2 separate regions of the Homo sapiens genome follow, and region 2 is linked to region 1. A link is a loop called in an ENCODE intact Hi-C map of the cell type or tissue named here. Cell type or tissue: gastrocnemius medialis. All regions are shown on one strand. Links, peaks and the distances in the headings refer to the core of each region. The heading gives the core; the rest is flanking DNA.

Region 1 (11,722 bases), core at 7,588-11,587:
CAACTTCCATTCCCCTCCCAGTAGTATTTTTTCTCCTTTATCAGGCTCAAAGGCAGCCCCTCCTACCTCCTCTGCCCCACTGTAGCTTCCTCAGTGAGCATAGGCTTCACAAGAGACAGGAAGCCTGTTGGTCTTCAGTAGTTTCATCTTTTCACCCTGCAAAGCCGACAAGATAAAGGAATACACAGACAACTTGACAAAGATAGGCTTAGAAGAGGTAGGAGAGAAGAAGGAGAAAGACATAATTGTTATTGTTTTCATTTGTTGCTTGCTGTAGTCAGCATAGTCGTATTCATGGCTGACAAATCATATTTTGAATAGTATTTCTATTTGGAGGAATTCCCACATTATGAGTCTACCTCCCCAGTGTTAGAAATGAGAACTTAAATTTCTGGCCTCTTGTGTAGCTTGGACTTCGGCCCTTCAGTCAGATTCACATAGAGAGTCTCTGGCCCTGACTTGAAAGAAGAAACTTGAAAGAAGAAACGTGACAGAACAAGTTCTATGTTGAGCTTCTATTGCTAGCACAGATAGCAGCATAAGAGTATGGCTTTGCAGGATGGTAGTGTTGTAGGGTTAAGTGCCTGATATAGCACTGGGACATCATTCGTAGTTGCAGTAAAGTTTTGGCATTTGGGGTTTGGTGACAGGGACAGTTGCAGCAATTTTCTTAAGCCAGTTTTACAGTATAGTTATGGATGTTTTCCTGGAAGATTAGCCCTTAATTTGTTTTTCAAGCCATTTCCATGATTCTGTGAGCTTCCCAACATACCTTTTTCTAAAAAAACATTTTTTTAAAGTATAACTTACATACAATAAAATCCCTCTGTCTAGGTATATAGTTTGCTATGTTTTGACAAATGTCTCGTCTTGTGTTCACTACCATAACCGTGATGTACACTATTTCTGTAACTCCAAGGACTTCCCTTATGCCCTATGTAGTATTCTCTGCCAAACTTTAACCCTCAGTCCCAGCTCCAGCATCTGGCAACTGCTGCTTTGTTTTCTGCCTGTATAGTTTTGCTTTCTCCGTAGATTTTTTTTTAATGGATACATGCAGTATATAGCCATTTGTTTCTGGATTATTTCACTTAGCACAATAGCTTTAACATTTAGTCATTTTGCATATATCAGAAGTTTGAGGTTTTTTTTGTTCATAAGTAATATTTCATTAAATGGCTGTGTCACAATTGTTTTATCCATTTGCAAGTTGATGGGCATTTGAGTTGTGTCTGGTATTTTGGCTATTACAAATAAAGATGCAGTGAACATTTGCATATAGGTTTTTCTGTAGATCTGTATCTTTACTTGTCTTGCATAAATATCTAGAATTGGAATTGCTAGATTGTATAGTTAAGTGTACATTTAATTCTGTAATAAAATATGAAAATGTTTCCAAATGACTGTACTACATTTCATTTCCTTCAGAAATGTATGAGAGTTAGTTGTTCTACATTCTCGTCAACACTTAGCATTGTCGTGTTAATATAATATATTCTAGTTGATGTTTTGTATTATCTCAATGTGGTTTTAAGTTCCCTGTTGACTAATGAAGTGGAGCATCGTTTCAGGATGTTATTACTCATTTGTATACTTTCTATGCATAGTGAAGTGTCTGTTCAAATCTTTTGTGCATTTAAAAAATTGGACTGTTTGTTTTGTTGAATTTTAAGAGTTTTTAGATATTATAAATACAAGAACTTGTGTTTTGAAAATATTTTTTCCCAACCTATGGCTTGTATTTTTATTTTCTTAATAGTGTCTTTTGAAGACAAGAAACTTACCTTGTTTTATTATTGTTTTATTATCAAAACAATAATTTTGATGAGGTCTTACCCATTTTTAAGTGGTTAATGCATTTTGTATCCTATTCCAGAAGGCTTTTTCTAACCCAGAGTCATAGAGAATTTCTCCTGTGTTTTCTTCCAGAAGTTTTATAGTTTTATTGATATGTTTAAATTTTTTATCTATTTTGAGTTAATTTTTATATAAAGTATTAAATAAGGGTAGAGGTGTTTTTTTTTTTTTTTTTGGCATATGGAGATTATTTTTTCCCCCAGTGCAGTTTTTCAAAAAGAGTAAACTTTTCCCCCTGAATGGCTTTGACAACTTTGTTGGAAATCAATTGCCCATTTATGTATGAATCAATTTTTGGACTCTCTATATGTCCTTATTCCAATGCTACTTTATCTATATTACTTTATAACTTACTTTTTTTCTTGAAAATTATTCTATTCTAATATTCACTTTTGTACATACATTTCAGGAGCAATTTGTCTATACAAAACAGCTCACTGAAAATTTGATTTGGGTTCTATTAAATCTAAAGATAAATTTGGGTTGACTTGACCTCCTAACAGTATTGAGTCTTTTGACTAATGGTCACAGTTTGTCTCTCCAGGCAGTAAAGTCTTTAAATTTCTCTCAGGAAAATTTTGTAATTTTCATTGCACAGATCTTACAGATATTTTCTGAAGGTTATCCCTAAGTATTTCATGTTTTGGATGCTATTATAAGTGGTATCATTTTAAAATTTTAATTTCCAAATATTCATTGCTACTGTATAGAAAAATCGTTGCTATTTGTATATTAGCCTTGATTTCTGAAACCTTGCTAAACTCATTTATTAGAATTAGTTGGTTTTTTGTAGACTTGTAAGAATTTTTAATGTAGATGTGTTATCTGCAAATAAATACAGTTTTACTTTGAAATTTTCAATCTATATGTCTTTTAATTCTTATTCTTGCCTTATTGCAGTGACTACAATCTGCATGTTAAATAGAAGTGGCAAGAGCAGACATCTCTCCTTGTTCCTTACTGTAGGAGGAAAATCTTTTACCATTAAATTTGTTAGCTGTTTGAATTATTGGTACTGATAATATCTCTTTGTTCTTCTTTTAATGTCTGTAGGATCTGTAATTATGTCTCTTCTTTCATATCTGAATTGATAATTTGTGACTTTTCTCTTTATTCTTTGTCAGTCTGGTTAGAGATTTATAAATTTTATTGACCTCAGATAACTAAATTTTGATTTTATTGATTTACCCTGTTGTTTTTCTGTCTTTATTGAATTCTACTCTGTCTTGATACTTTGCTTCTGTATGCCTGCATTTGATTTAATTTAAATTAATTTTTAAAAAGTTTCTTAAGGTGGAAACTTAGGTCATTGATTATAAACCTTTCTTCTTTTCTAATATGCACATTTAGATGCTGCTGTTACTTTTCTCTAAGTAATGCTTTGGTTGCTTCCCCATAAATTTTGATAAGTTGTGTTTTCATACTCACATAATTAAAAATATTTTCTAATCTTCCTTGTGATTTCTTCTTTGACCTGTGAATTATTTAGAAGTGATTTTTTTTTTTTTGAGACGGAGTCTTGCTCTGTCACCCAGGCTAGAGTGCAGTGGCACGATCTTGGCTCACTGCAACCTTTGCCTCCTGGGTTCAAGCAATTCTCCTACCTCAGCCTCCCAAGTAGCTGGGACTACAGGCATATGCCACCATACCCGGCTAATTTTTATATTTTTAGTAGAGATGGGGTTTCGCCATGTTGGCCAGGCTGGTCTTGAACTCCTGACCTCAGGTGATCCACCTGCCTTGGCGTCCCAAAGTGCTGGGATTACAGGCTTGAGCCACCACACCTGGCCCGAAGTGATTTAAAAAAAAAAATACATGATGGTTTTCTAGATTTCTTCCTATTGAGTTTAGTTTAACTCATGTTCTTTGTATAACTTTAATTATTTAAAAATTTCTGAAGTTCATTTTATAGTCCAGAATATGTTCTGCCTTATTGGATGTTCCATGTCTACTTTAAAATAATATATATTCTATGGTGTTAGGTAGAACATCCTAAAGTTTTCATTTATGTTAAGTTCATTGTTCAGGTCTTCTGTGTTTTTACTGTTTTTGTCTGTTCTATAAGTTAATGATTGAGACGTGTTGCAGTCACCAACCATAATTGCAGGTTTTTCACTTTTTCTCCTTTTAATTCTGTCAGTGTTTCCTTCTTGTACTTTGAAGCTCTGTTGTGAGGTGCATACACAGGACTGTTAGGTTCTTGATGAGTCAGCACGCCGTTTTATCATTATGTAATATCCCTCTCTATGCCTGTTTTAGTTATTTGACTCTTCTTTCTTCACATGCTACTGCTTTCCCAAACTCTTTGCTTTCCCAAACTATATTATCTTATAAGTTACCTCATAATTAGGTGTCCAGCCTCTCCTTGGTGAAATGCTGATTTCTGGTACAATCACTTGTAGCCAGGATGTAAATAAGATCCTATGTCATAAACCATAGTGACTCATGTTCAAGGAATTGCTTCTTTCTCCTTTCTCTGAAGTCAGTTTTGAGTGTGGTAGCAATCATAGTAGCATGTCCATCATAACACTGCAAAGCCTGGTTCTGCTTTTGTGCCTTGGTTCTTTATGGCTAATTATAATCACATTACTTGCTTAGTTTTAAATAAGGGGTTGCAAACATAAATGCCCACAGGAGTCAGACAGGTAACATGATGGAGTAAAGTGGGTTATATCGTGGAATAACAGGAAGTGGGTGGGGATCCTGGCAGTGTGGAAAGCTCCTGCTTTGTCTAAAGGGGCAGCACTAATCAATGGCCATGCGAAATGCAGGCCTGGTGTTACTAAATGCCCCCCAAAAGGGGATTCCTAAATGGAGTAGAATACGTAAGCTGATAGCCAGATATGAAGTCAGGAGGAAGTGATAATAGGAAACTTGCTGAAGAGAATTCTGATAAAGTTCACACCAAGTTTTTGGAGATACTGCTGAGTTAATGCTACCCACGTAATATATATGCCATGACATGTAGGAATCAAGTAAGCATGTATACACACACATATGTATATACACATATGCATATGTACACACACACACACACACACATTTTATATATATATATATGAGAGAGAGAGAGAGATATCTTTTGGAAAGTGACAAAGAGGAGTGATAATCTAAAGAGTGTGCATTAGTTCAGTATAAGGCATGCTCTTTGCCCTTGGGATGGTCTCTGAGCAATGTTTGTGGTTGAAGGGGAGAAGTCAATGAGAAAGCACTGAAATTATATCTAAAGGGAAACTGTAGTACCATAGAAATAGAATACAATTACATATTACAGCCAGACTATTACATGTTACATAGACTGTGTAATGAATGTTTAATGCTTCAGCCAGAAAATGAAGATATATAATTTTATGGTAGCTTGCCGTTGTACACCAACCATAAAATATATTGTGATATGGCATAAAATGAAGTAGAAGCTTGGCAGTGATCCTGTAAATTGATTAATGTAGATGACCAATATGTAATAGAGCCATCTATATTGATAAATTAGTCAGCTATTACTCTTCATTTCACTTAGCACTGAGTAGATGGCCAAAATATAATTGAATTTCAGCTAACACAAACTTTTTTTTTTAGTTGAGATGGCAGTTTGTAAAAAGATTATATGGTAAGTATAAAGGTAGATTATTTCATCTAATTAAAATTTGGTTAAAATATGAAGGGAGAATGATTTGTTTAAAAAACTACTACAACACTAGAGAATTGTGGTATTCCTTAGTTTCCTTCAGAAAACAAGGAGGATAGTGTACAATTTTTATTTTTTGAACTCATGTCAGTCTGATAAACTATAAAACTTAATTTGATAGGTTATATAAATTTGTATTACATGTATTTATGTGAGAAATACTTGTGAGATCATATGGGATGATATAAACTAATAAGCATTTTGTGACCACTGATATTGACATTTTAGGCAGAAGGATAACATAGGCCTCCCAAAGTGCCATAAAGGTCTTTTTGATGCTTTGCTGATTATATTCCCAGAGGGAAGTGTTCTGGCAGTTGGGCTAATCCTGAAACATGAGCACTTGCTTCATAGTCATCAGAGAACACTGTTGTGAAATCTCCATTGGATTGCTTGGGCCAGTCCCCATTGTGAACATCCAACGTTCAATCTCTGATGAGTTTGCAGGGGGGATTTCATGTCATTTGACTCTAGTAGTAGGCAGATCACAGTAAAATGTCCATTGTCTGTTCTCTTGGCTGTGTAGTGTGGATGGTACCTCCTAGGATTTTTAAAGATTCTTTGTTGCCAGCTTCATTTCCCCTAACATGTACCAAGAGGTTTGAAATAATGTGAATGCCTTTCTGCTTTAAATCTTGGGAAACAGGAGTCTAAAGAAAGATTATAGACAACTGTATTTATGACTTTAACTCCTCAGAGGAAATATGACCATGCACTTTATATCCTTTTTATGTAATTGCTGAGAGTCATTCAGAATTCATGGAGTTGACTGAAGTGAAAGTACAAAGAAAAGATTCAAGTGCAAAATGCTGTCACTTTGGCTCTTAAATTATGCATTTTACATGTAAATATTGCAAATTGTAAGATGTTTTAAATTTTTTTTTTTTTTTTTGAGATGAAATCTCACTTTGTCGCCCAGGTTGGATTGCAGTAGTGCAATCTTGGCTCACTGCAACTTCTACCTCCCAGGTTAAAGCGACTCTCCTGCCTCAGCCTCCCAAGTAGCTGGGACTACAGGCACCTGCCACCACGCCTGGCTAATTTTTGTATTTTTGGTAGAGATGGAGTTTCACCATGTTGGCCAGGCTGGTCTCGAACTCCCGACCTCAAGTGATCTGCCTGCCTCAGCCTCCCAAAGTGCTGGGATTACAAGTGTGAGCCACTGCACCCAGCCTAAGTGGATTTTTAACCTAATATTTAGCATTCAAGTTTAAATTCTTGCCTAGAATTTCAAACATGGAAATATCCTTTAAGAGGAAATAGAGTTTTTGGTTTTTTTAATAGGATAGAAAAAATTTTAGCATCAAAAATGCAAAAAAACACCCATTTCCCTCCTTCTTACTCTAAGAAACTTTTTATTACTCTAAGAAACTTTTTATTACACATAGTTCTATCAATATACTAAAGAGGAACCATGAGACACATTCACAGAGTAACTTAATTTCGTCTTCTGCATACCTTTAAATTCATTCATGAGTCAGTTCTTTCCCTAGATGAGAACTAAAGCAGGTTATACAACTTTTCTGATCACTTTGAATTTAAAAAATGAAACAGAATAAGAAAATCTTAATTTATATACAGAATTATAAGTATGACTCCCTGATGGCCAGTGAGATACCCTCTAGGAGTCTAGATATCCGGCTTCAACTTTCCTCTACTGAGGTCCCATCAGCGAGCCCTCTTGTTAGGCCTAAGAAGACCCTGCACCAGCTTTCATGTGTGTTCACCTCCAAGGTGGGAATAGAGCGAGTGAGTCTTTTAGTGTACCGCAGCCCTAATTTAAAAGTTCTCTCCACAAAGCCTCTTTACAGACTTTCACCCCTGACTCATTTATTCCCTTTGTGTAGTCCTCAAAGTTATATAACCAATTTTCAGCCATCTTCCTTGTGCAAATTCTTCAGGGCAGTTTGTCTTAAAAGTCTCTTTTGGCATCTGATATATATATGTACACACACACATATACATACGTATATGTATATACGTATGTATATGTGTGTGTGTATGTGTGTGTGTGTGTGTGTGTATATATCTCAGGGTGTATATACATGTATATATATATATATCTCAGGGTGTATATACATATATATATATATATATGTATATACACCCTGATATTTCCTCAGGGTGTGTGTATATATTTATATATATATACATATATATATGTATATACACCCTGATATTTCATGTGGAAATTGAAGTAATTGGATTAGATCAATTTAGCAACATGTATGTATTGAGTTCCCATGGTGTGCTTTCTTAGACCATACAGTATACTAATGAGGATTTGTTATATAATCGCAAGGTATGATTAAAAGCTTGGTGGTGTTCTGACACTACTTTGTGAGACTCTGACCTAGACTGAGAGGTCAGGGCTTTTCTTGTGAGAAGGTATCACTTGAGCTATTGTAAATGATGAGTAGGTTACTAAGTAAAGAAGCTGGGGTTTATGAGTAGGTTACTAAGTAAAGAAGTTGAGGTTTGGAACAAAGCAAACCAGACAGAGGAAAGACAGAAAACAGAGCAAAGACTCAGATTCCAGGAGTCAAGAGAAATTTAGTTGGTAAAATGTGCCAGATTTGATCATGGATTGGGTTTGGGAGATGATGACAGAGTTGACTTGAAGGTCTCTAAATGTCTGGCTTGCCCAGCTTGGCCCTGTTCGAGCCATTCACAACCATAGGGAACATCAGGAAGGAGCCAGAGTATATTTGGGAGGTGGGCATGCAAAGGAATAGTTTGATCTTGGACAAGCACACTTTTGAGGTGCCTTTGAGGTAGCCACATGGTGAAGTCTAGGAGGCAATTGGATATAAGAGGAGAGGTTTTGAGTAGAGATATAAATTTGAAAGCCATTAGCATTTATATGAGAATTGAATTCATGATGGTAAGTGAAATTCTGTAGGGAGATAGTTTAGAATAAGGCATCAAGGCAGTACTTTCAGAAATACCAACATTCAGTATCCATGTGGAAAAGGGTAAAACAGCAAGAGGAAGTGAGAAGTGTCCAGAGAGTTGGGAGGAAAACCAGAAGTGAATTATATTAACATCACTGAAGCTAAGGGAAAGGTGTGTTTTAAGGAAGAGGGAAGGGTCATCTCTGTCAGATGTTTACCAGAGTCCAAGAATGATTACAAGTGTCATACAGCCACAAGGAGGTATCTGGGAAGCCTAGGGAAAATTGTTTTTAAGAAATGATTGGGGCAGAAGTAGATTGAAGACTATGGAGCAGGAATAGATTCTGTGGAGAGACTATAGAGAGTGCTTTCAAAAAGATTAACGTGAAGTATCAGAGAGCTAGGGCCTCCCTGGTGAGGACTGTGGGGTGTAGGGAAGTAGGAATTTTGTTTTCAGTTTAAATACTTGAGGATGTTTAAATGCTATCAGGAAGTCTCCAGTGCAGAGAAAGGGGTTGAAGTTATGGGAGGGGGAAGTCTATGATAAGGTCACTAAGGGGGCCAAGCAGATGGTATTTGAAGCTCACGTACAGGGTTGGTCCTAGATAAACTCCTCTAAACTGACAGGAGAGAGGGAGATGAGGGTGAGGCGGACTGAAACTGATTCGCAGATTGAGAAGCAGGAAGTAGAAGGAGTTTCTAACTCCTTTACGTAAAAGTCCATTCTAGTTTTAAAGTTTGTCATCATATAATATTGTAGTGATAATAATAACAGCAAACACATATGGAATGATTTCTGTGTGTTGAGTTATGTGTAGTAGTAAGTGTGTGTTCCTTATAGACTAACCGCCTGGGTTTGAAGCCAGACCTTACCACTTCCTAGCTTTGCGACTGTGCGACCTTGAGCTGTATTTTTAATTCTCTGTTTTTCTATTCTTCTGTAAAATGAAAATAATGTCAGTAAGTACCTTATAGGATTAAATGAGTTTGTGTATACATATGTGTGTGTGTGTGTATATATATATATATATATAAAAAATACATGTTATATGTAGAGAGAGCTTAATGTGGACTTGGTGTAGTCAGTGTGACCTAAATATTAGCTAGCAATAGTAGTGGTGGTGGTAGTCATCCTCAGCGTCTGGTACTGCCCTCATCATACCCCTTGTATGATGTGATGATAATATTTAGCTCTGTTTTACAGATGAAGCAACAGACTCAGAGATTAAGTTACTTGTTTGGGGACATGCAGCTAAATAGATGAAAGTACCACATTTTAAACCCGATTTGTACAGTTTCAAACCTACACCTTTGCAAGTTCTGAAAGCAGCTCATCTAGAATATTTCTTCTTCAGATATTTCAGAATGTGAGATTTTAGGATTGACCTTATGTAAAAACATGAAGTAAGTGAAGTTGGCCTTTCACAACTTCTGCTGCCCCAGAGGCTTGCTCTGTGCCAACCGTCCTGTTGCCTTCCTGGCTTCCAGCCCTGTCCCACACAGCTCCTTGTCCTCTGCTCACCCTGTTGCGGTTGCTTTCTCTTTCTCTTTCATTCTTAGTTCATATTGGTCATTTTAAAAAATTTGTATCAAAGATTGTTTGAGTTAAGCTTGAAATTAGTGAATTGCTGGTGGAGGGTACTTACAATCCCGTGTAGTTTAAGTTGGCATTATATTTCCTTTACCTCTTCCTTGAAGTATTGTCTCAAGAAGGCAGTGATGGAGGTTCGGCACCAGTTTGGCTTCCACACTTATTCTTAAAAACATCTCTATCAGCATTTATTTTAAATTTATCATATCACTATAACAAATACATTCTCTAACCCATTTCTACCTTATGAGGTAGCTCATTCTGTTCATTGCCTGCTCCATGATCAAGTAACCTTCCCTTTCTGTCACTAATTGTTGAGGTTCTTTCAACTTCTTTTTTAAAATTTAGAGACTTCCCCTAATGTTATTTATCTTAGAAACTTTTCCTGATGTCATCAAATGCTTTATGTTCTATCACAGACAGTTTATGAAACATTTTATTCTGCAAATTTAACTCCTGAGAACATCATCAGACTATACGTGAAGAACATGACGTTCTGTACAGGGAAGGTGTTATGCATGTTTATTTTTTAAACTAATTGTAATCATAACAGTATGTTATTCTGTTACTTTTTTGAGAGAATTGAGATACTATCACTTCAAAGTAAAACAGTTTGAGATACTGTCATAGACTGAATGTATTTTTCATGATCTAAAATAACTTCTTTGTAGGGTCTCCATGGCCTATTTTGATCTACTGTTATTTCCATACTGTTTCATCATCCCAGGGAGGAGCCTTTGCAGAAGAGAAAACAGTTATTTTGACTTCCCATGAGTTGGCTCTGGTGAATCAGTTTTCTTTTTTAGAATTTTAAGTGTTGTTGACATATAATTTATATTCCATAAAATTACTCCTTTGAAGTATAAAATTCAGTGACTTTTGGCCAGGTGCGGTGGCTCACGCCTGTAATCCCACCACTTTGGGAGGCCAAGGTGGCCAGATCACGAGGTCAGGAGATCGAGATCACCCTGGCTAACACGGTGAAACCCCGTCTCTACTAAAAATACAAAAAAATTAGCTGGGCATGGTGGCGGGCGCCTGTAGTCCCATCTACTTGGGAGGCTGAGGCAGGAGAATGGCATGAACCTGGGAGGCAGAGCTTGCAGTGAGCCAAGATTGTGCCACTGCACTCCAGCCTGGCAACAGAGCGAGACTGTCTCAAAAAAAAAAAAAAAATCAGTGACTTTTAAGCTTGCAGAGTTGTACAACCATCACAGGAACCTAGTTTTCCATCACTAAAAAGTCCCAGTAAGTCTATTTACAAGTCCCTATGCCTGTGTATCCCCGGGTGGTACTAATCTATTTTCTGTCTCTATAGATTTGCCTTTTCTAGACATTTTATATGTGTGGAATGCAGTGTTTTGCATCTGGCTTCTTTGAGAAATATGTTTTGGGAGGCTCGTGCATGTTGTAAGATGTATCAGTACTTTGATGGTTTTTGTTTCTGAACAGTATTCTGTTGTATGGATAGATCACATTTTGTTTGTCCATTCACCAGTTGATGGATATTTGTATTATTTCCTTTTCAGGACATGATATAAATAATGCTGTTATGAACATTCATGGACAAGTCGTTGTGTGGACATACATTTTCATTTTACTTGAGTAGATTCCTAGTAAACGAAATTGCTGACTACTTGTATGTTACGATGATTTAGGTTTATGAACATTTTCTGTTGATTTTTATTTAGGTCT
Region 2 (11,722 bases), core at 2,581-6,580, 86 kb before region 1:
GTCTTCAGCACTTCCTTTTGAGTTCTCAGCTCAGATTCTCTTGACATAGTGGGGGTCGGCATGTTAGCTTTTTCTTCGACTTGAGTGGAGAGTAGTGAAGTCCATTCTCCTAGTCCTTTTCATTGTATTTATCCCAACTGTGGCAAGTGAACTAATTCATGTTCATGTTTAGGTTAAACTTCACAAAACTTTACTTTTTCTTCTACTTCATGTATGTTAATTAGACAAATGCACTTAGATGTATCTAATTTTATATGTGGCAGTTTACATATGTGTAAACTGGGTGTGGGGGGTGCGTACATGTGCATATGTGTTTTTAAATCTCTGGCAGGCTGATTTTGTATCTGGTTCAGGCTTCTGATATTGTCCAGACTTTAGGAACTATGTCAATTGTAGCAGCACTATGCTGTAAAAGTGCATGATCCCATAGTCCATTTGTAGGCAAAAATAGTTATTTTTTTTAACATCTTGAAAAGCATTGAATTTTTGGAGTTATTTCATCTTCGTGATCTTCTTACTATCCTTTCTTTCCTCACCACATTTTTTTTTTTTTTTTTTTTTTTTTTTTTTTTGAGACGGAGTCTCGCTCTGTCGCCCAGGCTGGAGTGCAGTGGTGCGATCTTGGCTCACTGCAACCTCCGCCTCCCAGATTCAAGCAATTCTCCTTGCCTCAGCCTTCCGAGTAGCTGGGATTACAGGCATCAGCCACAACGCCTGGCTGATTTATGTATTTTTAGTAGAGACAGGGTTTCGCCATGTTGGCCAGGCTGGTCTCATACTCCTGACATCAGGTGATCCTCCTGCCTCAACCTCCCAAAGTGCGGGGGTTACAGGCATGAGCCACCGTGCTCAGCCAAAGACATTTTTTTTTTTCTAGTTTTGGCCTACAATGAATAATGCTGCTGCAAATGTTCTTGTGTGTGTCTTTTGATGCATATCAGAATGCATTTCTGTTGGGTATATCCCTATGAAACAAATTGCATATATTTAACTTTAGTAGGTATGGCCCATTTTCTGAAGTGGCTGTGCTGATCTTTCTCCCACTAGCAGTGTATGAGAGTTTCATTTCCTTTACATCCTTGTCAGTGAACACTAGGTATTGTCAATCTATTTTATTACTTCAGCCATTCTGATAGGTGCATAATGGCATCTCATTGTGTCTGTGTGTGTATGTATGTAGGTGTTTTGTACTTCCCTGATTACTAATGAGGTTACGCACCTTTTCCCCTTTTTACTAGCATTTAGGTATTGTCTTTTACAAATTTTCTATTCAAGTCATTTGCCAGTTCTTAAAACAACTTTATTGAGATATAATTCACAAACCATATGGTTCACCCGTTTAAAGTATACAGTCCAATCATTTTTGGTATTTTACATTATTTTAAAAATTGTGGTAAAATATATATAACATAACATTTACCATTTTAACCATTTTAAGTATATGATTTGGTGGCATTAAGTACATTCACAGTGTTGTGCAGCTATCACCGCTATTTCCAACACTTTTACATTACCCTAAACAAAATCTATAACTATTAGGCAATACCTCCCCGTTTCCACTTAACCCCTGGTAACCTCTAATCTACTTCTTATCTCTATAAATTTACCTATTCCAGATACCTCATATAAGTAGAATTATACAAAATTTATCCTTTGTGTCTGGCTTATTTCACTTAGCATAATGTTTTTTCAAGGTTCATTCATGTTGTAGCATATACCAGAACTTCATTTCTTTTTATTGCTGAATAATTTTTCATTGTATGAGTATACCACATTTTATATGCTCCTCTGTTGACGGATACTTGGGCTTCTTGCCAGTTTTTAAAATTAAGGAGTCCATGTCCCCTCCCACTCCCTTGGTTTCAGTGGGTTTAAAAAACATGTTTGTGGAAGTACTGGCACATTATTGTTTATATGTGTTGTAAAATCTCTTACTCTATGACTTGCTTTTTTACTTTCTCACTTTGATGTCTTTTAAAGAACAGAAGTTCTTAATTGATTCATTTAAGCAATTTTTTTCTCTTTTACTAGCATTTTTTGTGTCTTGACTATAAATTTTTTGCCTTTCTCAATGTCATAAAGATATTTCCTGGTATCTTCTGTAAGCTATACTGTTTTACCTTTCATATTTCAACCTACAGCCCATCTAGAATTCATTGTCTTGTGTGCAATGAGAGTCGGGGGTAAGGACAAAAATTTATTTTTTTGTGATGGCTGGCTTATTTATTTTTAGCCTTTTTAGGTAGATAAGATGTGGTCTTACACTTTGTTATGGTCTTACACTTTGTTTTACCTATAGAGTCTAGTACAGTGCCTACATATGGTGAGTGATCAATAAACTCTTATTAATAAATAAGTCATGAAGACTCATCTCCCAAAAGACACATATGGTCCCAAACAGAATTCTATATATGAATGCTATATAAGCATTATTTTTTCCTCCTTTTGTTGTCTTTTTCCTCTTCCTCTGTTGTCACCATCATCTTTATCACTGTCATATCCTTTTACTTCATTAACATAATCTTCATCATCTGGAGTTGAGGTTAAGTTTTTTAATCTCATGATACTAATTTTTCTATTATATAGTAATTTGTTTTAAAATAATCATTTTAGTTTTAAATGACTTTTTACATTGTTGAATCCTTTGCATCGTATAACCACTGCCTACATTTGTATTGTATAAGGGATTTTAACCTGTGGCCAAAAGATGGTTTTTGGGAGGTCACAGAAATTTTATTCCAAATTCAGTGTCATATGCCTTGATATTTTTCTTTTCCCTAGGGAGAGTGTCTCGTCAACTTTTAAAAATATGTTATTTCATTTTCTAACAAACTGTTGAGAACCTATGCTATATACACCACTGTGAGTTATAAAGAGATGTTCAATATGATATCTGGTCTTAAGTAACTTTATACTTACATAACTACAGTTGGAATTATAACTGTAGTTACAGTTTGGAGATGTATGTGAATCAGAAAATAAGTAATTGTGGAATACTTACTGTCAGGATTGTGTGGGGAAGCAGAAGTATAGATATATCATAGTTAAAATGTCATGTGGAGGAAGATATAGCCAGATAGTTAATAAACTTGTGTATTGCCTGCCTGGTATTTATCCCAGCCAGTGAGGCATGGCACATTTGATTCTTATGTATTCAATAGTTTGTAAGGAGAAAAGGAACAACTGAGGGTTTATTATGCTTCAGGCGTCTGAGGATAGAAGGATGACAAATGTGTATGATCCAGTCTTCAAGTTTAGACTAAACTAACATGATTTGCTCTAAAAGACAAACATAACTTAGCTCATTATGGTGTAATGTGTTACATTCGTGGAGTGAGTGAAGTGTTATTTCCTGCTCAATTCTCATTCTTGTTCTCACCAAGCCATTTGATTTTCCCTGGTAGTATGTGTTCTTTGGAGTGTGGTTCTTTGGAGTCTGTATGCTGTGCAGCTGTGCATGAGTGTGTAAGAGTGATGACATCGAGGCAGTGGCAGAAAACAGGTGGAGTCTGAGGCAGTGCTCCTGGTTACTCAGGACTTCCTGAAGTGTATGAGAGACCTAGTAGTGTCTGTGTGTCCTTGTGAGGGGATTGATAGAGGCCTATGTTATAATGTAGAGGTCTGTGCAGGGATTTCAAGATCAGCATCTTCCTCTGTTTGGGCCGTAGTAACACAATACAATAGACTAGGTGGCTTATAAACAACAGAAATTTATTTCTCACAGTTTTAGAGGCTGGGGAGTCTAAGCCTGCAGATTTAGTGTCTAGCAAGAGCTTGCTTCCTGGCATATGAACAGCTATCTTCTTGTGGTGTCCTCACATGGTGGAAGGGGCAAAGAGCTCCCTGGGGCTTCTTTTATAATGGCATAAATCTCATTTGTGAGAGCTCCACCATCACGACCTAATCATCTCCCAAAGACTCTGCCTTCAGATATCACCACTTTGGGTTTCAGGTTTCAACATAGGAATTTTGTGGGGTATACAAACATTCAGTCTATAGCAATCAGAGACAAATGGCCAGGGTCACAGTACAGGGGTGGGAACCTGCACACACCCACCACTGTTCCTGTTCAATAACAGCAACAATGGAAAGAATACCCTCACGGAGGAGCATTTATATTTTACTGGTTACCAGTCTGGCCTAGTCTGTCAAGATATTCTCCAGCAGAGGCAGGTAAAGAAACCAGAGAACTTGGTGTGGCTATAGGGGCAACTCTTTCCTTCTCTGGCTGGGGGTAATTTGAGCACTCTCTCCTTCATGCAGGAAGATACTGTCTTGAAGTAAAGCAGGACAAGGGGAAAGAAATCTGAAAGACCAAGAGTTTCTCTGAGCTGTTGAAAAGAGAAATCTAGAGGTTTCTTAGGCTGTGCAAATTCTTGGATCTGCCTGAAATAACTAAATTCAGTCCAATCTAATCATCTTCCTGACCCCTGCCACCCATCTAGTATGGGAGTGAGTTGGGGGTGTGTGTGAGTGAGAAGTGGTAAGATAAGATCAGTTTGAGAGAAAATAGACTCTGTTTCTTTGCATATGCCTATTTATTAACAAAGGAATGTAAATGTACTTATTGCTGTCCTTTTGATAAAATTTGCTGTGGATGTATGGCTAATCCCACAGAATCAAGGATCCTTATCTGGCCAGATGCACCAATTTTGACCTCTGTCCTAGTTTTTAACTTAAGCTGATATACCAACAGGGCAGCAAATATATAAGCAGTTGCAAGAACTGCACTGCAATGGTTTATTGAATCTCAATAAATGATACTTTCTTTTAAGAAAACCCTCTTTATTCGCTTCATCACTTGAAGTGCTTTTTAAAAATACTTGGATTTGGCAGGCTTTTTCTGATACTGAGGTGCTCACAGTAAACTGAATGTGGTTAAACAGCTTGGAACACTGGAGTTGAATAGTTTCTGGGCACATGTGCCAAAGGATGGCAAGCCAAGTCATCCAGCCTTCAGTGCCAGCTCTGATGAGCTTCAGTTCTGCTGCTGCCAGCACTTCTGCATGCCTCTCTGAGTCTCACACATTTCTTCTTTTAGTGTCACAAGTGTCCAGTCTGGATGTCAAATTTTCATTAAGGGCATAGCTGTCATTATTGGGTAACCACCATGTGCCATGTATTGCCTAGACATTTTATGTATGTTTATTCATTAATCATTAAGCCCGTGAGATAGATGAGTATTAGTCCTATTTCCAAGTGAAGAAATAGATGTTTCAGTTGTAGAGCAGAATGAATTCCAGTACCTATAGTTAAGAGCCTGGAATATTAAGTAAGATAATAGGTAAACATAATATGTAACATGTAAAAATAATAAAGTGCCTAATACTGTGTCAGGCTTAAGTGATCAGTAAGTGGATTACATTTTCTCTTATAAGCTGTATTTACCTTTGTGGTGATTTTGTCTGCATTCTAGGGCCTAACTAGAGAATTTGGGAAACATTTATAGGAGTTATGAGCAAATCTTATAACAGACCTTTAGAACCCTAAACATTAGAAACTTAAGCACTATGAAGCTCCAAACAGTAAACTGTAAAGTATAGGTGAGCAGGTAACACAGTTCTGAGTTTTTTATCCTCAAGAGGACTTCTCTCTCTTTCTCACTCATTTACCTCTATCTCTGCCTTGCTGATGCCTTATTTATTTGTTTGGTGTGCCTATTGAGTAATAAAGCACTAGCTATGAGAGTTTACAATTTTAATTTGTATCAAATAAATGTGTTATCAAATTCAAAGGGGAATTATTAAAAATCCTGTTTTAGAGATTACCAGTCAATAAGAAATTGTGCTCGACTCTTGGGTTAGACAGTGTAGGTGATAGGAAAGAGGTATAAAACTCAGTTCTTACCAACATGGAGAAACCCCATCTCTACTAAAAATACAAAATTAGTTGGGCATGGTGGCGCATACCTGTAATCCCAGGTACTAGGGAGGCTGAGGCAGGAGAACCGCCTGAACCCAGGAGGCAGAGGTTGCAGTGAGCCGAGATCACACCATTGCACTCCAGCCTGGGCAACAAGAGTGAAACTCTGTCTCAAAAAAAAAAAAAAAAAAAAAAAGTAAAACAAACAAAAAACTCAGTTCTTGCCTCCACTGAGTTTATAATTTTAGAGGAGAAAAGGGAAAAAAAAATTTTGAATGCCTAACTAGTCTTTCAGTGTGCATCATATAATTAATTTTTACCACAACCTGGCATTGTTTTCATTTTATAAACAAGAAAAATGATCAGAAAGATTAAATAAGATCACATGGCTCAATTCCTTTGGTTTCCAAAACTCATCTTCCTGGTTTAAGAAACAGAGAAGAGGAAAATACAGTTACAGTTGGGAGCTGCATGATGATGTTTTGGTTAACAATGGACCACACATACAATGACTGTGGTCCTATAAGATTATAACACCGTATATTCTCTGTACCTTTTCTGTGTTAAATATGTTTAGATACACATATTTACCATCATGTTATAATTGCCTACTCTATTCAGTACAGTGATATGCTCTACAGGTTTGTAGTGTAGATGCTCCACCATATAGTTCAGATGTGTAGTAGGCTGTATACCATCTAGTTTTGTGTAAGTACACTCAATGATGTTCACACAATGATGAAATCACCAATGATACATTTCTCAGAAGGTATCCCTGTCATTAAGTGAAACGTGACTGTATTTCACCTTCCAATTTCGCTTACTCTTCTTTTTTCTGGGCTTGGAAAATAATGCTTATGCTTTAGTACCCAGCTTGGATATCACCTCCCAAGTGAAGTTGGCCCCATAGTTGGCTTTTTTTTTTTTTTTTTTGTCCTGCGTCCATTTAACTTTGCTCATGCTTTAGCCCATATCTGTTTACTGTAATTTATGTACTTATCTATTTGTTTAATCTTCTTCCTTTCTTAGCCAGTGCTTAATACATGTTTATTTCATAAACAATACATGATAATTGTATTGTCAGGTTAGAAGTACAACCAGAGTCAGACACTTTATGGAACAGGTAGGAACTATAAGTGAGTCTTGCAGGATCTGAGTGGGATTTAGACTAGCACAGAGGTGGCCTGGTACACAAGACTGGGGAGGGAGGAGGGTGGGAGATAATGTTAGAAATAGTCGTGTGGAAAGGAGCGTTGCTAGTTCCTGTTAGGAAGTAACGTGGGTTAAATTTGGATGCCACGTTTATCATTTCAGCTCTTTGAAAACTGCCCCTAATGATATGTCTTTTCTTTTGTTTCCTCAAAATTAATTATCCTTTGGTAGCTATGGTAACTCATTTGAAGCTCTGTTATGCATATAATCTGTACACATTGAACTATTTGCTTCAGCATTCTAAATATTTTCTTGCATAGTCAATAATCCTATATTTACAATGTTCTCTTCCTTCTGGTGAAAATTGGCTTTTCCTCTTAGATTTCTAAAGATTTTTTTTAAAAGAATTAGGAATGACAGCATGAATAATAAATTACCATAAATGACCATCATCTTTGTCATTCATGTTCATGCTGTTATTTGCTGGAATCGACATATTTCTGGGCAGTTTTTACTTTGAGAACCTTTGAACACATGCCATATGCCACCTGGCTTCCCCAGCTTCCCAGCTCCCAGGACCCTTACAGCCTCGCTCCTGGGGGCTGCCACACCTCTCTCCCTTCTTTTCTGTGCCCCACAGCCCAGTGTGACACCCTTTGTGCCTCCTTCCTGGCTCTGGCCCAGCCAGTTACACCTTTGTGTTTGTGGCTGTTCTTTTCCCATGCTGCCTCTTACTCAATCCCTAACCTTCCTAGCTCAGCCTTTCTGCCTGGTCTACTCAGACTGGCTTTCTCTTTATGTCCTCCCTCACTCTTTCAGATGAGTTTTGCACCTGCACCCCCATTCAGTGGTTAGACTAGATGGTTCATGTTTTCTTCTGGTTGGTCAGAGTATTGTTTAACCTTTGAATCGTTTTTCTCTCATGGAAAGTGGGACAGGTAATGCCTACCCGCACCAAGTGGCTAGACTAGATGAAGTGATGGACGTCAGGCACCAGGTGCTTAGTGAATAGGAGTTTCTAACTTTTCCTTTCCCCCAGCTCTTAACATTATAAAACAGTTTTTTTTTTTTTAGCATTTATTCATATTTGGTAAATATTTATCTAGTGCCTGCTTTGTGTTAGGCTATGTTCTAGGTACTGAAGATATAGCAGAGGCAAAAATAGACTAAAGACATTTGTAACAACATCTAAGGCAGCAAAAAATGAGATAGTACTAAATTGTTTTTTCTCAAGTTCCTGCCTCTTAAAATGTTTACTTACCTCTAAAATAGAGGCATGTGAAGAATAGCATGATACAGAAAAAATATTATGTTAGGTACTTAGGTGTCCTTAAGTCGTGGTAAATATACCTTTTAAAGCTTTTATAACCTTTCAGTTTAGTTCGTGTCCTCCAGGTTTATAACGGATTCCTTAGTGAAGTGACAGGGTTGTAGTGGGTTGGAGGGTCTCTGTCTCTGACACCCCTGCAGTTAATTGCGTTAAATAAGGTAGATCTTGCACAAGCATTGTTTTCATTTCTAAATAAATGCTAAGAGCAGTAACGAAACTTTAATAATTTTGTCTGAAACAATCATTGGCCAATGTTTCCTATACCACAGTGCCTTACAGAGGGAAGGTATTTAGGAAAGATGTGTGGACCCAGCAAATGCTTATTTCCGGAGATAGTTTTATACTTCCGTTTTGGGGGCTTTATCAACAATTACATGTGATGTTTGTTTGCAGTAATAAACATCATCCTAGATAATGTCTGTCTCTTATTTGTATACTTCAGAAAAGTAAAATTGTTCTGTTTGAACTGTTTATTTTAAAAATACTTCCAAGTTGTTTTAGTACTGCTAAAAAGACATTTAGCATACTGTATATGACTCATACACTTTTTAGATACATAAAAAGGTGTATAGGTATTTACTGATTTGCTTCTGAAGGTTTAATGTTGATAATTCCAAGCCAGAAGGTGAAGATTTCTTCCGCTTACAGTGGCTTCCTTGTGAAATTTTATGTAGCTGTCATACAGCCCTGGAATTGTAGATCTGGAAGATACTTTCAGTCTTCTGGGTTCTCCTCTATACTCAACTCTTTCCTCCTGCTTCTATCCTTGCATGTCATTTAATAAAAAAATCTAGAGAGGTAAAGTGATCTTTTTAAAACCACACAGCATGTAAGTGGCAAAGTTTAGGCCAGAATCCATGTTGATGCTCCTTCCAATAACATGAGTGAAATAATAAAACTAAGCAATATTTCAGTTACTTTTTCTGTCTTATTCAAACTAATTTTAACTTCTTTAGGGTCAAAAATCATCTCTTCTTGGGGCCTTTCTGTCTCTGTCTTTCCATCTCAATAAAATACTACACAAGAAAAATGTGTATGTCCCATGAATGTACACAGATATATTTATGCACTATGTATAAATAGTATATGTGCTTGTGTAATTGTGGCAGGGTTGTTTAGGTACAATGGGGATGTTGTGTGATAGAGTAAAATATGTATTGGATACATTGCCTGTAGCTACCTTTTTATGCCTCTGTCATGCCATTGTATTCCAGACTGGGTAAGATGTAACAGAAGAAAATACTCAAATTTCATTTCAGAATCTGCAGCAGCTGGAGTGAACGTCAAACAGATGGGCTTTTCCACCCTGATTATCCTAACTTCCTAAATTTAGAAATACATGCTTTAAAAAAATGTAAATTACCCGAGGGGGTGGTGTAGCACATGCCAGGCAGTGCTAACGAGTGCAAATAGATGTCATCTGCTGACTTAGATGAAGCTCAGCTTCCACTGCTGGGTTTCTGTTATTTCATCCCCTTTAGATTTGTTTTATGTTGCTGCTTTTCTTTCTGTAAAAGTAGTGTCAAGCCTCTTTTCACATATAGATTAATATTGTTTTAAACTTTGAGATGTATATCGTATCTGAAACCAAAAGTAGTGTTTAATCTTATTACTCAAGATTCCTTCAGACTGGTAAAATAGGTTGGAAAGAGAGAGACATTGAATGAGAAAACTCTTGTATCTTATCTTTGCCATTAACTAGATGAGTGAATTTGGGCAAGACACACGTTGTCCACTGTAAAATGGGTGGATGGGACTCCATGGTCTCTAACGTATCTTTTGTTGTTAAGTTACAAAGTTCTTTGTTTTTATAAATGAATATGTGTCTATAAATTCTTTTGTATCCTGTTGTGTCGCCAGAATCTACCACAGTGCCTGGCCCACATTTATTAGTCGATGTCTAATAAACATTGTCAAAAGAATCGATACTGTTTGCCTTATGTTTTCAATTACCAAAATTCATTGGGAAACTTATTTAGGAGCTAAGTGTCGGCCACCACTAGAAGACATTACTTCTCTTTGTTACAGTTAAGTTGAGGAGACCAAAAAGGGATCCAGGGACATAAAAAAGCAATAACCAAACAAGTGAGGAGGTTTGTATATGCAGATTGCCTTTCATTGGAGTGTGAGTTTTGTGAGGAATCACATTTTATACAAATGAATATGTTGATAGAACCACTTTTATTCCAAAGTTCCAAGAGGAAATTGCAGAAACCAGTCTGAGTCCATCACCAAAGGAAGTCTTGCAAGATGAGGGGCAGAAGAAGTGAGCCTAGAAGGATGGACTTGCTGAACTTCTGTTTATCCTCCAAGATGTGATTAGTCTTCATAGAACTCCATAGAAGTTCAGGAAGCAAGGAGGTAATGGGGAAAGGAGAGGGCATGGGAGAGCTAGCCTTTCTGGGCAAAGAGAATGGGTAAGCAGAGTTACAGAGGCATAAAATAGCCTGGGAGCCGCAAGTAGTTCTACATGACTGGAGAGTAGGGTAGGGTTTAAGGGGAGCAGAGGCTGGAGATGGGGCCAGAAGGATAGGCAAGCACCAGATATTTGGACTTTATCCGTTGAGCAGTGGGAAGGCTTCCAAGGGTTTTAAATAGAGGAATAACTTGCTTAAACTTGCTTTTTTAGCAATTTGACTTTAGCAGCAGTGTGGAGGATGGATTGGAAGTGGACCGGAGGAGATCAGTTGAGGCTGTCGTGGTTGTTAAAGATCATGTGAGATTCCTCATAAGTGCTAGTAAATTAAATTTAAGAAAAGGGATGGATTTTCAATAGATCTTTAAAACACTTGTTATAATTTCTGTTTCAAAGCAAAAATAAAAGTGGATGGGGGAAATGTATGAAGGGAAAAAATGTTGATGGGAGTTTTATTTAAGAGATGAGAAATGTGAAAAACTGAGAGGTTACTGGTGTTGTATTGAGACCGAATTATAGCCATTTGTATCCATTTTCTACTTCTTGTGTTGATGAGCCAGCCAGATCTTAGAAATCTAGATTGCATGGTAAAGTGGAAATTTAGTTTCAGTTTACTAAACAGTATACCTCTGAGCACAAACTAAGCCACCTTTTTTTGGAGGGTTGGTATATAAATTACAAATATGTTGACTAAAACCTGTAAAATTATAGTTTAGAACTTATTTGGGAAGCTCACGAAAGGTTTGGAAATACCATAATGAATAATTCTGAGAATAGCAGACCTTTGTAGTTTTTTTCTCCTGAATTTGCCTTGAGAGACTAATCACTGATAGTTTGCCAGTTTCTCCATATTTCTCAGAGGTCCCCAAGAATCTCTGGCAATCTCTTGTCTTTAAGGGTATTTTTTGGGATATTGAGTTGCCTGTGTCTCACTTTTCTTTTCTATCTTATGCTTCCTGGGA

Evidence for each region. A loop is a pair of places that touch in the nucleus more often than their neighbours do. Peaks named below come from ENCODE experiments on the same cell type or tissue, not always from the same donor. Only the 100,000 strongest peaks of a DNase experiment are listed, where the experiment ranks them.
Region 2: a loop joins it to region 1, with 3 times the contacts of the local background. A loop is called at or near these places in 1 of 110 quality-filtered maps.

Annotation. Positions count from the first base shown.
Region 1 is chr3:118,931,219-118,942,940 of GRCh38, reverse strand. The region is part of intron 1 of IGSF11 (immunoglobulin superfamily member 11); the gene reads left to right. Among named protein-coding and RNA genes, the nearest start is that of IGSF11-AS1, 6.0 kb to the left of the region's middle. In gastrocnemius medialis, for the core only: no CTCF peak of the experiment used is centred there; DNase peaks (open chromatin) are centred at 9,580 and 9,920; H3K4me3 peaks cover 1,127 bases; H3K27ac peaks cover 3,710 bases.
Region 2 is chr3:119,012,113-119,023,834 of GRCh38, reverse strand. All of the region lies in intron 1 of IGSF11 (immunoglobulin superfamily member 11), which reads left to right. Among named protein-coding and RNA genes, the nearest start is that of IGSF11, 17 kb to the left of the region's middle. In gastrocnemius medialis, for the core only: no CTCF peak of the experiment used is centred there; a DNase peak (open chromatin) is centred at 4,967; H3K27ac peaks cover 853 bases.